Regions from separate parts of the Homo sapiens genome. Here region 2 is linked to region 1. A link is an interaction called in ENCODE POLR2A ChIA-PET data of the cell type or tissue named here. Cell type or tissue: PC-9. All regions are shown on one strand. Links, peaks and the distances in the headings refer to the core of each region. The heading gives the core; the rest is flanking DNA.

The links. Peaks named below come from ENCODE experiments on the same cell type or tissue, not always from the same donor. Only the 100,000 strongest peaks of a DNase experiment are listed, where the experiment ranks them.
Region 2: POLR2A ChIA-PET joins it to region 1 with 13 read pairs; 7 of 35 experiments call an interaction of 5 or more read pairs at or near these places.

Annotation. Positions count from the first base shown.
Region 1 is chr5:176,431,905-176,441,950 of GRCh38, forward strand. No RefSeq gene overlaps it. Among named protein-coding and RNA genes, the nearest start is that of FAF2, 11 kb to the right of the region's middle. RefSeq lists an enhancer at 2,258-3,004. In PC-9, for the core only: no CTCF peak of the experiment used is centred there; a DNase peak (open chromatin) is centred at 7,267; H3K27ac peaks cover 1,464 bases.
Region 2 is chr5:176,612,989-176,616,407 of GRCh38, forward strand. No RefSeq gene overlaps it. Among named protein-coding and RNA genes, the nearest start is that of GPRIN1, 4.5 kb to the left of the region's middle. In PC-9, for the core only: no CTCF peak of the experiment used is centred there; no DNase peak of the experiment used is centred there.

The DNA of each region.
Region 1 (10,046 bases), core at 6,050-8,549:
AATCTTGCCTTCTTGTTGGAAGCAAGCAAAACTGCAAACAAGGGAGTTGCACAGCAAAATAAACTTTAGATCTCCACCAAATTTTGGGAAATCAGGGATTCTCTGGAGGGGGTGCATCCAGGCCTCAGCAAGCTGTCCTATTGGTTTGAGCCATAAAGGTAGCTCATGCTGGTCCCAAGCACTGATAGGAGATTTGCCAAAGGTCAGGGGCATCTCCACTCAGAATCCTTCCACGGTTACCAAAACGTGAACCCTGAATACCTGAGACAGGTCTTAGTTAATATAGAAAGTTTATTTTGCCAAGGTTGAGGACACGCGCCTGTGACACAGCCTCAGGAGGTCCTGACGACATACGCCCAAGGTGGTCAGGGCAGAGTTTAGTTTTATACATTTTAGGGAGACATGAGACATCAATCAACACATTTACATATGAACATTGGTTCAGTCCAGAAAGGTGGGACAACTTGAAGCAAAGGTGGGACAACTCCATGGGGAGGGGGCTTCCAGGTCATAGGTAGATAAGAGACAAATGGTTGCATTCTTTTGAGTTTCTGAGTAGCCTCTTCAAAGCAGGCAATCGGATATGCGTGTATGTCAGTGAGCAGAGGGGTGACTGAATAGAATGGGAAGCAAGTTTCTCCCAAGCAATTCCCAGCTTGACCTTTTCCCTTTAGCTTAGCGATCTGGGGGCCCCAAGATTTATTTTCCTTTCGCAGCCCCTGAACTATGAAACACACGTCTATGAAGATGGAGATGTTCTGAGGCTCCTGGGACCCTTGGTACGTCCTAGCTGGTGCTGGATGGGGTGCAGCTGGAGAATCGCTTGAACCCGGGAGGTGGAGGTTGCAGTGAGCCAAGAGTGCACTCCAGCCTGGGCGACAGAGTGAGACTGCGTCTCAAAAAAAGAAAGAACTACAAAATGTTGTTGAGAGAAGTTAAATAAGGTCTAAGTAAATAGAAAGATATACCTTATTTATGGATTAGAAGAGTCAATAATAAGATGTAAATTCTTGGAAGGAACCTGGGGGAAAAAAAAGATGCAATAAAACTCCCAGCAGTCTTTAAAAAATAAAAGAAAGACCTCTCCCTCTCCCCATCCCCCTCCCCCTCCCCCTCCCCCTCCCCCTCCCTCCTCTCCCTCTCCCTCTCCCTCTCCCTCTCCCTCTCCCTCTCCTTCTCCCTCTCCCTCTCCCCTTTCCACGGTCTCCCTCTGATGCCGAGCCGAAGCTGGACTCTCCCTCTTTCCACGGTCTCCCTCTGATGCCGAGCCGAAGCTGGACTGTACTGCTGCCAACTCGGCTCACTGCAACCTCCCTGCCTGATTCTCCTGCCTCAGCCTGCCGAGTGCCTGCGATTGCAGGCGCGCACCGCCACGCCTGACTGGTTTTCGTATTTTTTTGGTGGAGACGGGGTTTCGCTGTGTTGGCCGGGCTGGTCTCCAGCTCCTGACCGCAAGTGATCCGCCAGCCTCGGCCTCCCGAGGTGCCGGGATTGCAGACGGAGTCTCGTTCACTCAGTGCTCAATGGTGCCCAGGCTGGAGAGCAGTGGCGTGATCTCGGCTCGCTACAACCTCCACATCCCAGCCGCCTGCCTTGGCCTCCCAAAGTGCCGAGATTGCAGCCTCTGCCCGGCCGCCACCCCGTCTGGGAAGTGAGGAGCGTCTCTGCCTGGCCCCCCATCGTCTGGGACGTGAGGAGCCCCTCTGCCTGGCTGCCCAGTCTGGAAAGTGAGGAGCATCTCTGCCCGGCCGCCATCCCATCTAGGAAGTGAGGAGTGCCTCTTCCCGGCCGCCATCCCATCTAGGAAGTGAGGAGCATCTCTGCCTGACCTGCCCATCGTCTGAGTGGGGAGCGCCTCTGCCCCGCTGCCCAGTCTGGGATGTGAGGAGCGCCTCTGCCCGGCCGCGACCCCGTCTGGGAGGTGAGGAGCGTCTCTGCCCGGCCGCCCCGTCTGAGAAGTGAGGAGACCCTCTACCTGGCAACCACCCCGTCTGAGAAGTGAGGAGCCCCTCCGCCCGGCAGCCACCCTGTCTGAGAAGTGAGGAGCCCCTCCGCCCGGCAGCCACCCCATCTGAGAAGTGAGGAGCCCCTCCGCCTGGCAGCCACCCCGTCTGGAAAGTGAGGAGCGTCTCCGCCCGGCAGCCACCCCGTCCGGGAGGGAGGTGGGGGTCAGCCCCCGCCAGGCCAGCCGCCCCTTCCGGGAGGTGAGGGGCGCCTCTGCCCGGCCGCCCCTACTGGGAAGTGAGGAGCCCCTCTGCCCGGCCAGCCGCCCCGTCCGGGAGGGAGGTGGGGGGTCAGCCCCCGACCCGGCCAGCCGCCCCGTCTGGGAGGTGAGGGGCGCCTCTGCCCGGCCGCCCCTACTGGGAAGTGAGGAGCCCCTCTGCCCGGCCACCACCCCGTCTGGGAGGTGTACCCAGCAGCTCATTGAGAACGGGCCATGATGACAATGGTAGTTTTGTGGAATAGAAAGGGGGGAAAGGTGGGGAAAAGATTGGGAGATCGGATGGTTGCCGTGTCTGTGTAGAAAGAAGTAGACATGGGAGACTTTTCATTTTGTTCTGTACTAAGAATTCTTCTGCCTTGGGATCCTGTTGATCTGTGACCTTGCCCCCAACCCTGTGCTCTCTGAAACATGTGCTGTGTCCACTCAGGGTTAAATGGATTAAGGGCGGTGCAAGATGTGCTTTGTTAAACAGATGCTTGAAGGCAGCATGCTCGTTAAGAGTCATCACCACTCCCTAATCTCAAGGACCCAGGGACACAAACACTGCGGAAGGCCACAGGGTCCTCTGCCTAGGAAAACCAGAGACCTTTGTTCACTTGTTTATCTGCTGACCTTCCCTCCACTATTGTCCTATGACCCTGCCAAATCCCCCTCTGTGAGAAACACCCAAGAATGATCAATAAAAAATATATATTAAAAAATAATAATAAAAAAAAGAAAAGAAAGAAATTGACAAACTGATTCTAAAATTTGTTCAGAAATGTAAAGGACCTAAAATAGCCAAAACAATTTTAGAAAAGAGCAAAGCTGGATAACTAACAACCTGATTTCAAGATTTTGTTTTTTTGTGTTTTGTTTTTTGTTTTTGAGATGGAGTTTCACTCTATCGCCAGGCTGGAGTGCAGTGGCGCGATCTCACCTCACTGCAACCTCCAACTCCCTGGTTCAAGCCATTCTCCTGCCTCAGCCTCCCGAGTAGCTGGGACTACAGGCACGCACCACCACACCCAGCTAATTTTTGTATTTTTAGTAGAGACGGGGTTTGACCATTTTGGCCAGGACGGTCTCGATCTCCTGACCTCGTGATCTACCCACCTCAGCCTCCTGAAGTGTTGGGATTACAGGCATGAGCCACTGTGCCCAACGTCAAGATGTTCTATATAGCTACGGTAATCAAGACAGAATGGTATTGGCATCAAGATAAACAGATAAATAACGAGAATAGAGTCTAGAAGTCTTACACATGTACAGACCACTGCAACAAAGTTACAAAGGCAATTCAGTGGAGAAGGATAGTCATCATCATTATCATTATTAATATTTTAGAGACAGGGTCCCACTCTGTTGCCCAGGTTGGAGTGCAGTGGTGCGATCCTAGCTCACTGCAGCCTCCGCCTCCTGGGCTCAAGTGATTCCCTCACCTCAGCCTCCTGAGTAGCTGGGACTACTGGCACACGCCACCACACCCAGCTAACAGTATACTTTTTGATGCTTAAATTTCCCAGTCTTTGGCCAGTGGAAGCCTCTTCAAACTTGTTCCAATGTCATTAACATTCTGATGTTTTGATGTTTCAGGTAACAACTTTATTGCTTTCTGGTACAGCAAGGTGTTTGTGGCTCATCCTCTACATGTCCTGCCCCAGACTGGAATTAATCATTTCTTCAAAGGGTTTTGTAACCTTTGAGTGGGAAATGGTATTTAGAAAACACTAGGTGGGCACCTCAGGCATTAATTTTTTTTTTTTTTTTTTTGAGACGGGGTCTTGCTCAGTAGCCCAGGCTGGAGTACAGTGGTGCGATGTCGGCCCATTGCAACCTCCACCTCCCAGGTTCAGGTAATTTTCCCACCTCAGCCTCCTGAGTAGCTGGGATTATAGGCACACATCACCATGCCCAGCTAATTTTTGCATTTTTTTGAGTAGAGACGGGGTTTCACCATGTTGGCCAGACTGGTCTCGAACTCCTGACCTCAGGTGATCCACCCTCCTTGTCCTCTCAAAGTGCTGGGATTATAGGCGTGAGCCACTGCACCTAGCCTGATTATTTCTTATAAACCTCTTTAGTCAAGAAAACTAGGAAATACAGTTTCTGTTTGAAAAAGAAAACGCACTGTAGTCTTACTGTCTTACTGATATTTCTTTTTTTTTTTTTTTTTTTGAGACAGAGTCTTGCTCTGTCGCCCAGGCTGGAGTGCAGTGGCGCGATCTCGGCTCACTGCAAGCTCCGCCTCCCAGGTTCACGCCATTCTCGTGCCTTAGCCTCCCGAGTAGCTGGGATTACAGGCACCCACCACCTCGCCCAGCTAATTTTTTGTATTTTTAGTACAGATGGGGTTTCACCGTGTTAGCCAGGATGGTCTCCATCTCCTGACCTCGTGATTTGCCCACCTCAGCCTCCCAGAGTGCTGGGATTACAGGCTTGAGCCACGGCGCCTGGCCTCTTACTGAAATTTCTAATTTAAATTTAAAATAATGTTTTTACTTAATCTCTTTGATTTTAGATCTATGTATTTTTTCTTTCACCAAAAATCTTGGTTCCAATGCATAACATATTTACTCTTTTTTGCTGTCTCCATATATACACAGTAGTCCCTTATAATTCTTGGTTTCACTTTCCATGGTTACAGTTACTTGTGGTCAACCACAGTCTGAAAATATTAAATGGAAAATTCCAGAAATAAACAATTCATAAGTTTTGAATTGAGGAGCGTGATGAAATCTTGCATCCTCCCGTTCCATCCTGTATGGGATGTGAGTCGCCCCTTTGTCCAGCGTCTCCATGCTGTATACACTCCCCACCCATCAGTCACTTTGCAGTTGATCTGATAACTCTGCAGTTAACAGATCAATTGTTGCGGTTCTCAGTGCTTTTGTTCAGGTTCCCCTTATTTTACTTAATATTGGTCTCAAAGCTTAGAGTAGTGATGCTGGCAGCTCAGATACGCCAAAGAGAAGCCATACATTCCTTTCTTTAAGTGTAAAGGTGAACGTTCTTGATTTAATAAGGAAAGAAAAAAATTGTATGCTGAGGTTGCTAAGATCTATGATAGAAACAAATCTATCCATGAAACTGTCAAGAAGGAAAACGAAATTTGTGCCAGTTTTGCTGTCACACCCCAAACTGCAAAAGTTACACCGCAGTATGTGTTAAGTGCTTAGTTCAGATGGAAAAGGCATTACATTTGTGGGTGGGAGAGATGAACAGAAACAAGCTTCAAGTGACAGCATTCAGATTTGGTACTATTCGTGGTTTCAGGACCCACTGGGAGTATATATTTAAGTGCATGCCTGTGTGTGTGTGTGTGTGTGTGTGTGTGTGTGTGTGTGTGTGTGTGTGTAGCAATATCAGGCTGGGCGCAGTGGCTCACGCCTGTAAATCCCAGCACTCTGGGAGGCTGAGGCAGGCAGATCACTTGAGGTCAGGAGTTCGAGACCAGCCTGGCCAACATGGTGAAACGCTGTCTCTACTAAAAACTAGCCGGGCATGGTGGCGTGCGCCTGTAGTCCTAGCTACCTGGGAGGCTGAGGTGGGAGAATCACTTGAACCCGGGAGGTGGAGGTTGCAGTAAGCTGAGATCACACCATTGCACTCCAGCCTGGGCAACAGAGCAAGACCCTGTCTCAAAAAAGAAACAAAAAACAAAACAAAACAAAAATAAATAAAATCACAATATCAATATTATTACTGACACTAGGATTATTTAAAACCATTTCAGATTTCTTTGCTTTTCTTTTTGTTCTCAGGATATAACCTATAAGGAGTATATAGGTCAGACGTGGTGCCTCATGCCTGTAACCCCAGCACTTTGAGAGGCCGAGGCAGGCAGATCACCTGAAGTCAAGAGTTCAAGACCAGCCTGGCCAACATGGTGAAACCCTGTCCCTACAAAAATACTAAAGTTAGCTGGGCATGATGACAGGCGCCTGTAATCCCAGCTACTCGGGAGGCTGAGGTGGGAGAATCGCTTGAACCTGGGAGACGGAGGTTGCAGTGAGCCAAGATCACACCATTGCACTCCAGCCTGGGTGACAGCACGAGACTCCGTCTCAAAAAAAAAAGGAATACATAGACATTACCGTATGGCTTTTTGTTTTTGTTTTTTATTTTTTGAGATGGAGTCTCATTCTGTTGCGCAGGCTGGAGTGCAATGGCGCAATCTTGGCTCACTGCAACCTCCGCTTCCCGGGTTCAAGTAATTCTCTTGCCTCAGCCTCCCGAGTAGCTGGGATTACAGGCATGTGCCACCACACCTGGCTAATTTTCTCATTTTAGTAGAGACGGGGTGTCACCATGTTGGCCAGGCTGGTCTCAAACTCCTGACCTCAGGTGATTTGCCTGCCTTGGCCTCCCAAAGTGCTGGGGTTACAGCCGTGAGCCACCGCGCCCGGCCACATTACTGTGTTTTAAGTTCACTTGAATTTGTTATTTTTGGCTGGGCTCGGTGGCTCACGCTTGTAATCCCAGTACTTTGGCACTTGGAAAGGCTGAGGCAGGCGGATCACCTGAGGTCAGGAGTTCGAAACCAGCCTGGCCAACATGGTGAAATCCTGTCTCTACTAAAAATACAAAAATTAGCCAGGCATGGTGGTGGTGCGCACCTGTAATCCCAGCTACTTGGGAGGCTGAGGCAGGAGAATCTCTTGAACTCAGGAGGCAGATTTCAGTGAGCTGAGATCATGCCACTGCACTCTAGCCTGGGTGACAGAATGAGTGAGACTCCATTCAAAAAAAAAAAATTCCTTATTTTCTCTGTGGTTGGGTCACTAATTTGATATTTAATATCGTAGAGAATATAGCCTGACTGAAAGCTCACATGCTTATACTTTACTGGGGAGAGTGATTTCAGGGAATCAGGCCTGAGGGAACAGGAAAGTGAGGCAAGGAAAACGAGAGGGCTAATTCGAGGGGCTGCCTACTGCTTGGTGCTAAGTGTGTTGGTCAATCCCATGGTCTATTCCCAGAGAGCCAACATGAACGACTGCAACACGAGACAGCTCACCACACAGCAGGAGATGACAAGATGTTATCCGGTGGCTCCTGTCAACAAATCAACTCAAATAAATGAGTCAGGCATGGTGGTATTTGCCTGTGGTCTCAGCTACTTGTGAAGCTGAGGTCGGAGGATTACTTGAGCCCACGAGTTTAAGACCAACACCGGCAACTTAGGGAGACCCTGCCTGTATACAAAATACAAATAAAAAAAATTAAGAGGGCATGGTGGCACACACCTGTGGTCCCAACTATTTGGGAGGCTGAAGTGGGAGGACTGCTTGAGTCCCTGAGGTCAGGACTACAGTAAGCCGTGATCACACCATGCACTCCAGCCTAAGAGACAGAATGAGACCCTCTCTCTCTCTCTTTTTTTTTTTTTTTCTGTGAGACAGAGTTTTATTCCTGTCACCCAGGCTGGAGTGCAGTGGCGCAATCACGGCTCACTGCAGCCTTGACCTCTGGGGCTCAAGCGAATCCTCCTGCCTTGGCCTCCTGAGTAGCTGAGACTGTTAATGGTGGAGGAGTTCCAGGTTTTTGGCATCTTGAACAAAGAATTGGACAAAATACACAAAGAAACAAGGAAAGAATGAAGGGATTTACTGAAAATGAAAGTACACTCCACAGTGTGGGAGCAGGCCCAAGTACAGAGGCTCAAGGACCCCATTACAGAATTTTTGGGAGTTTAACTATCCCCTAGAGGATTCCATTGGTTACTTCGGGTACACCCTATGAAAATGGAGAGAATGAAGTAAAGTTACAAAGTTATTTACAACATATGCCCTATGGAGAGGATATTTCCTGTTATAGCTGAAGTGTAAATCGGCCTTATGTTCCCTGCCTCCAGACCCTATTTTCCTGCCCCAGGACTATCAGCATGTGCCACTGTGCCCAGCTAATGTTTGTATTTTTTGTAGAGAGGAGGTTTCACCATGTTGCCCAGGCTGGTCTTGAACTCCCAGCCTCAAGGAATCCACCCTCCTCAGCCTCCCAAAGTGTTGGGATTATAGGCATGAGCCACTGTGCCCAGCTGAGATACTATCTAAAATAAATAAATAAATATATAAATTCCACTGACAAAGATTGTCTTTTTTTTTTTGAAACGGAATCTCTCTCTGTTGCCCAGGCTGGAGTGCAGTGGCGTGATCTTGGCTCACTGCAACCTCCACCTCCTGCGTTCAAGCGATTCTCCTGCCTCAGCCTCCCGAGTATTTGGGACTACAGGCACCCACCACCACATCCGGCTGATTTTTGTGTTTTTATTAGAGATGGAGTTTCATCATGTTGGCCAGACTGGTCTCAAACTCCTGACCTCGGGTGATCTGCCCGCCTCGGCCTGCCAAAGTGCTGGGATTACAGGCGTGAGCCACCACGCCCGGCCAAGGATTGTCTTTTTTAAAAAAGAGAGACTTCATTCCAGTGAACAGTTTGCAAACCAGAGAGATGCATCCTTCAGTGAAAACAAAGGTGCCTTCTGAGAGAACAAAGAGAGGGGTTGTCTTTTACAAAGAAAGCTCTGCCCATGTTCTCACTATGGTCCACTTATGCAAACGAGGGATGCAATCTTTGACTGATGCTTGTTGTATTCTGATTTGTCGATACAGGTCATAGTCTACTGATTAGGTCTGTGTCTTGGTCTGTTTGTGTTGCTCTAAAGGAATGCCCAAGACTGCATAATTTATAAAGAACAGAGGGTTATTAGGCTCACGGTTCTGCAGGCTGTACAAGAAGCATGGCACCAGCATCTGCCTCTGATGAGGGCCTCAGGAAGTTTCCACTTATGACAAAAGGTGAAGGGGAACAGGCTTGTGCAGATAACATGGAGAGAGAAGAGGCAAGAGAGAGGGGAGGAGGTGCCATGCTCTTTTCAACAATCAGTTATCTTGAGAGCTAAGAGTGAGACCTGCCTCCCTCCCACAAGAACAGCATCAAGTTATTAATGAGGGATCCACCCCTATCACCCAAGCACCTCCCACATGGCCCCACCTCCAACATAGGGGATCAAACTTCAACATGAGACTTGGCGGAGCCAAACAAACCATATTCAAACAATAGTAGTTCAGGAGGCGAAATGGGATTTTCCAACAGTCGTTATTTCTGGCAGGATGAACAAGAACAGACAGCTATGAAAGTCCCAACATTACATGAGCATGTGGGTTCCTGGGAATGCAGGATACGTGGGTGACCTAGAGTCAGTGAATGGCCGCTTGGCTGTATTTTGAATTCAGGCCCACTTAGCCACTCAGGATCCATCTTGAAGGACTGGCTCTTTCAGGGTTCACACTCCCATCTCTTAATGGCCAAAAATTTGCCCCACGGGCCATTACTTCCCCTGCACTTCTGGGTCACATGTGGGTAGGCGCTGCGCTGGTCCATGGTGTCTCCTGCTCCAGTAGCAATAGAAAAGCTCCAGGGCGGGAGTCAAAGCCTGTAGTGCACATGCAAGTGACATGCTGTTGCACTGGGTCTGTGCAAGCTGGTCACCACGGAGGTGGCCAGACAGAATCCATCCAAGTAGAACTGATCAGCACAGAAGTGGCTGGGGGTGCAACAAGTGACCAAGGGCCTTGGAGATAGGTAAGACTGCAAAGATCTCAGGTGAAATGTAAGAGATGTTGGATGCAGTCCCTCCCTTGCACTGCTCACTCCCTCCCGTTATATCCAGTCCTACAGTTCTCCACGACTGTAGGAACAAAATGCCCTCATTCCTTCCAAGAGGGACGGTAGGAGTCCAAACATTCATAAAAATCCCTTTTCATTTAGTAGCCAGCAACAATCTACAAAGACTTAAGGTGAGCTAGCTGGTGAAACAAACTAAGCTCTCTGCAGCTGC
Region 2 (3,419 bases), core at 666-3,165, 180 kb after region 1:
GGGAGGTGGGGTATTTATATCCCAACACCAGCAGATGTTGGTTAAGGGCCATCCCTGGAATGTGTTGCATGGGCTGTATGTTAATTCCCAGGCATTCCTGGCCCACAATGAATGTGGGCAAAGTGGGTCCCAGCAGCCTGAGAGCATCTCTCTGACAAAGATGCAGGTACTGCTGGGAGTCCTGCCGGTAGGCACAAAAATGATAAGGGCACCCAAAGGGATGTGGTCAGAGTTCTGGCAGTGCCTGCTATGTGGACACTGGAGCCTCTTTAAAATCTGGGTCCTCTGCCATGCTCTGCAACCACTCTTGTTCCATAGGGACTTGTTGATAAAAACATTTTTAAAATGAAAATTTCCAGACAACAAAACAAAGCACTTGCTAACGCAGAGGAGGAGCTCAAAACAGGTACGGAGGCAGTTGATGTGGGTTCAGTCCTGGCTTTGCCAGTTACTAGCTGTATGGCCTTGGTTGAGGTCTCTCTTAGCCTCGATATCATCCTATACAATGCTTAGCTCTCAGAGCTCTAAGGAAGATGTAGGGAGGAAAAATACACCAAGTGCTTTTGCTGTGGACAGCAGTGTTATGGCAAGCCCAGCACCGCACACCCTTTTCTGACCACGGCACCTCCATCTTCCTTGGGAGACCACCTCCCCACCCCAGCCCATGTGGTGGGATGGGATGGATCCCAGTGCCAGCTCTAGGGTGGGCAGTGACCCAGGTCACTGATTTGTTCTGGGGGGAGGGGGAGTCAGGGATGGAGCACGGAACCAAAGCCACCTGCTTCTCATACTCTCCTGGAATTTTGGGCCTTGCTGAATCGGTGTTGCATACACCTGGAATTGCTGGGGGTCATCTTTGTCCCCGTGTGGAGAGAATCCATCTGGTCCCAGGTTGTGACTCATCCTAGGGTTCAGGCTCACCCTGTGACAAATGACATGGTCACCCACACCCGTGTGAGTGTGTGTATGTATCTCGGGTTGCTCTGCCACTGGGGAGCCATACACACTCGTACGCACCAGAAGATAAACAAGTGCCTGCAGCTCCTTGGCTGGCGCCCAGGCCGGGGGTGGAATAAACAATCCCAGTGACTTTCTGAAAAGCAAGCGTGTGTGGCAACAGGCACCATGGAGACAAGCAGACTGTACCAGAGCAGAGACAGCAGCCACCCCCCAAAGCCACCCCTGCGCGCGCGCACACACACACACACACACACACACACACAAAATATGTATCTTGCCCTCTTTCCCCTCTCGTTCACATTCATATCATGTTCATATCTCCTCCATAAAGCACAATCCCCTTCTCACACCCAGGCAGCTACTCCCATTCTAGCTTTGTTTGAGGCTAAAACTTTTGAGGTCTGAGACTCCCAAGACAACAGCATCCACAGTTCCTGAACTCGTTGCCTGGATACTGGCCCTGGTCTAGGCCATATTTCAGCAAATTGAAGCCACTAGAGAAGGTGTGTGCTCTGTGTGTGGGGGGGGGAGGGGGGAGGGCAGGCAGTGCCATATAAACCCAACTTTCTGTAAAGTTCTTGTGTTTGCTTCAGGGATGCACACACCACATACAAACACACACTCCTTCAAGAAATACTTACCTGTAGTTGTAGTTGGCTATGAAGATTGAAGAATTTTTTATATTTTTTTATTTAAAAATAAAAATAAAAAATACTTACCCAGACCCCACACACCTGCACCCTCTGAATACTCGGATCCACACCCATCCTCCTGTGTGCCGTGTATAACCCAGCACCCCCCAGATGATGATAACGATGGTAGTATACCACTTACTGTACATTAGTGTTTTACAGTCATCACCTCATTCTATTTAATCCTAAAGAAAACCATCTGAGACAATACAATTATTCCCATTTCATAGGTGAGGAAACTAAAAAGTTCAGAGACATTAAGTAACTTGCCAGGGTTGCACAACTAGAAAGTAATAAAGTTGGGAGTCAAACTCTAGCCCTACTCAGACACCCACACAACGCCCTCATACATGTGCACATGCTACATACATACACATATGCACACACATGAGGAAACTCTACCTCCTCAGTCAGCCCAGATAACTGATGCACATCGGGTCACCTTTCCCACCCTGATCTCCTCACATGCACTATCCCCGGGCCCTCACAGTGCTGCACTGATGGTCATGAGAGCCCCAGCCTGGGCACACAGGCACACAGCCTGCTGCTCACACAGGCCCCCTCCCCCCTCGCTGCACCCCCCTCACCCCCAGCAGCTGCGGCCCGGCCTGGATGAGGGAGGCCCCAGGATTCGGATGGGTGACTCAGGCTGAATCATGGCCCAGCTGCTCCTTGGCAGCCCTCTCTCCCATTCTGCCCGAGAGCCTTTTTTTTTTTCCTTTTTCTTTTTTGAGACAGGGTCTTGCTTTGCCTAGGATGGAGTGCAGTGTCATGATCACAGCTCACTGCAGCCTCCAATACCTGAGCCCAAGCAATCCTCCCACCTCAGTTTCCCAAGTAGCTGGGACTACAGGTGTGAGCAACTGCACACAGCTAATTTTTAGTATTTTTTGTAGACAGGGTCTTGCTATGTTGCCCAGGCTGATTTTGAACTCCTGGGCTCAAGTTATCCCAGAGAGCCTATTTGGAAAGCAAAGTTGGATCTTAGGGCAGGGGACAATGAGTTGGTGGTAGACAATAAGGGATGGAGCACTTGAGAGGGAGAAATTGGGCACAAGAAGACCTCTGTGCCCTCCTCCACTCCCTGATATCCTGCAGGTGCACCCAGGCAGCCCCCACCCATGTCCCTCATTCTGCCAGGGAAAGGAGTCCTTCCGCCTGGACCCTGGCCAGGGGCTCCCTCTCTAATCTCAGGGCCAATTTTGGTTCCCCGCCCTACCTCTTGGTCCTAACAATGACAATAACAATAAACAATATTAACTATTCTAATTGATCACTCCCAATTTACAGCACCCTATAATTTACGAAGCACTTTCTCATCAGTATTGCATTAATTCTCCTACTAGTCCTATGGGGTGGAAATTAGCATCCTCATTTTGGGGCTCAGGAAACCAAGGCTCAGAGAGGTTATGTGAACTTCCACTGCCACAGTTGGTGGGGTGACAGAGTCAGGAAGCAAGCCTGGTCCAATCTGTGGAGTAAGCACTAGGGCCAGAAGTCAAGTTGCAGTTGGGTGTGGTGGGCACACAGTAGGAGGTAGGTGGGGGTACTGCAGGGGCATGGTAGGGTGCATGGCAGAGGGCATGGCAGATGCATGGCCAGTGGCTTGCTGTGTGGCAGGTTTGTTGTAAACTTTTTCTCTCTATCCTTCTGTAAGTAAAGAATTACAGAATGATTTATGCTTTCAAGCTTTCTTTTCAGTGTGTCAGGCTGATATCCCAAGGCTCTCAACCCCACAGCATGGAGCTTCCACTGGGCTGCAAGACT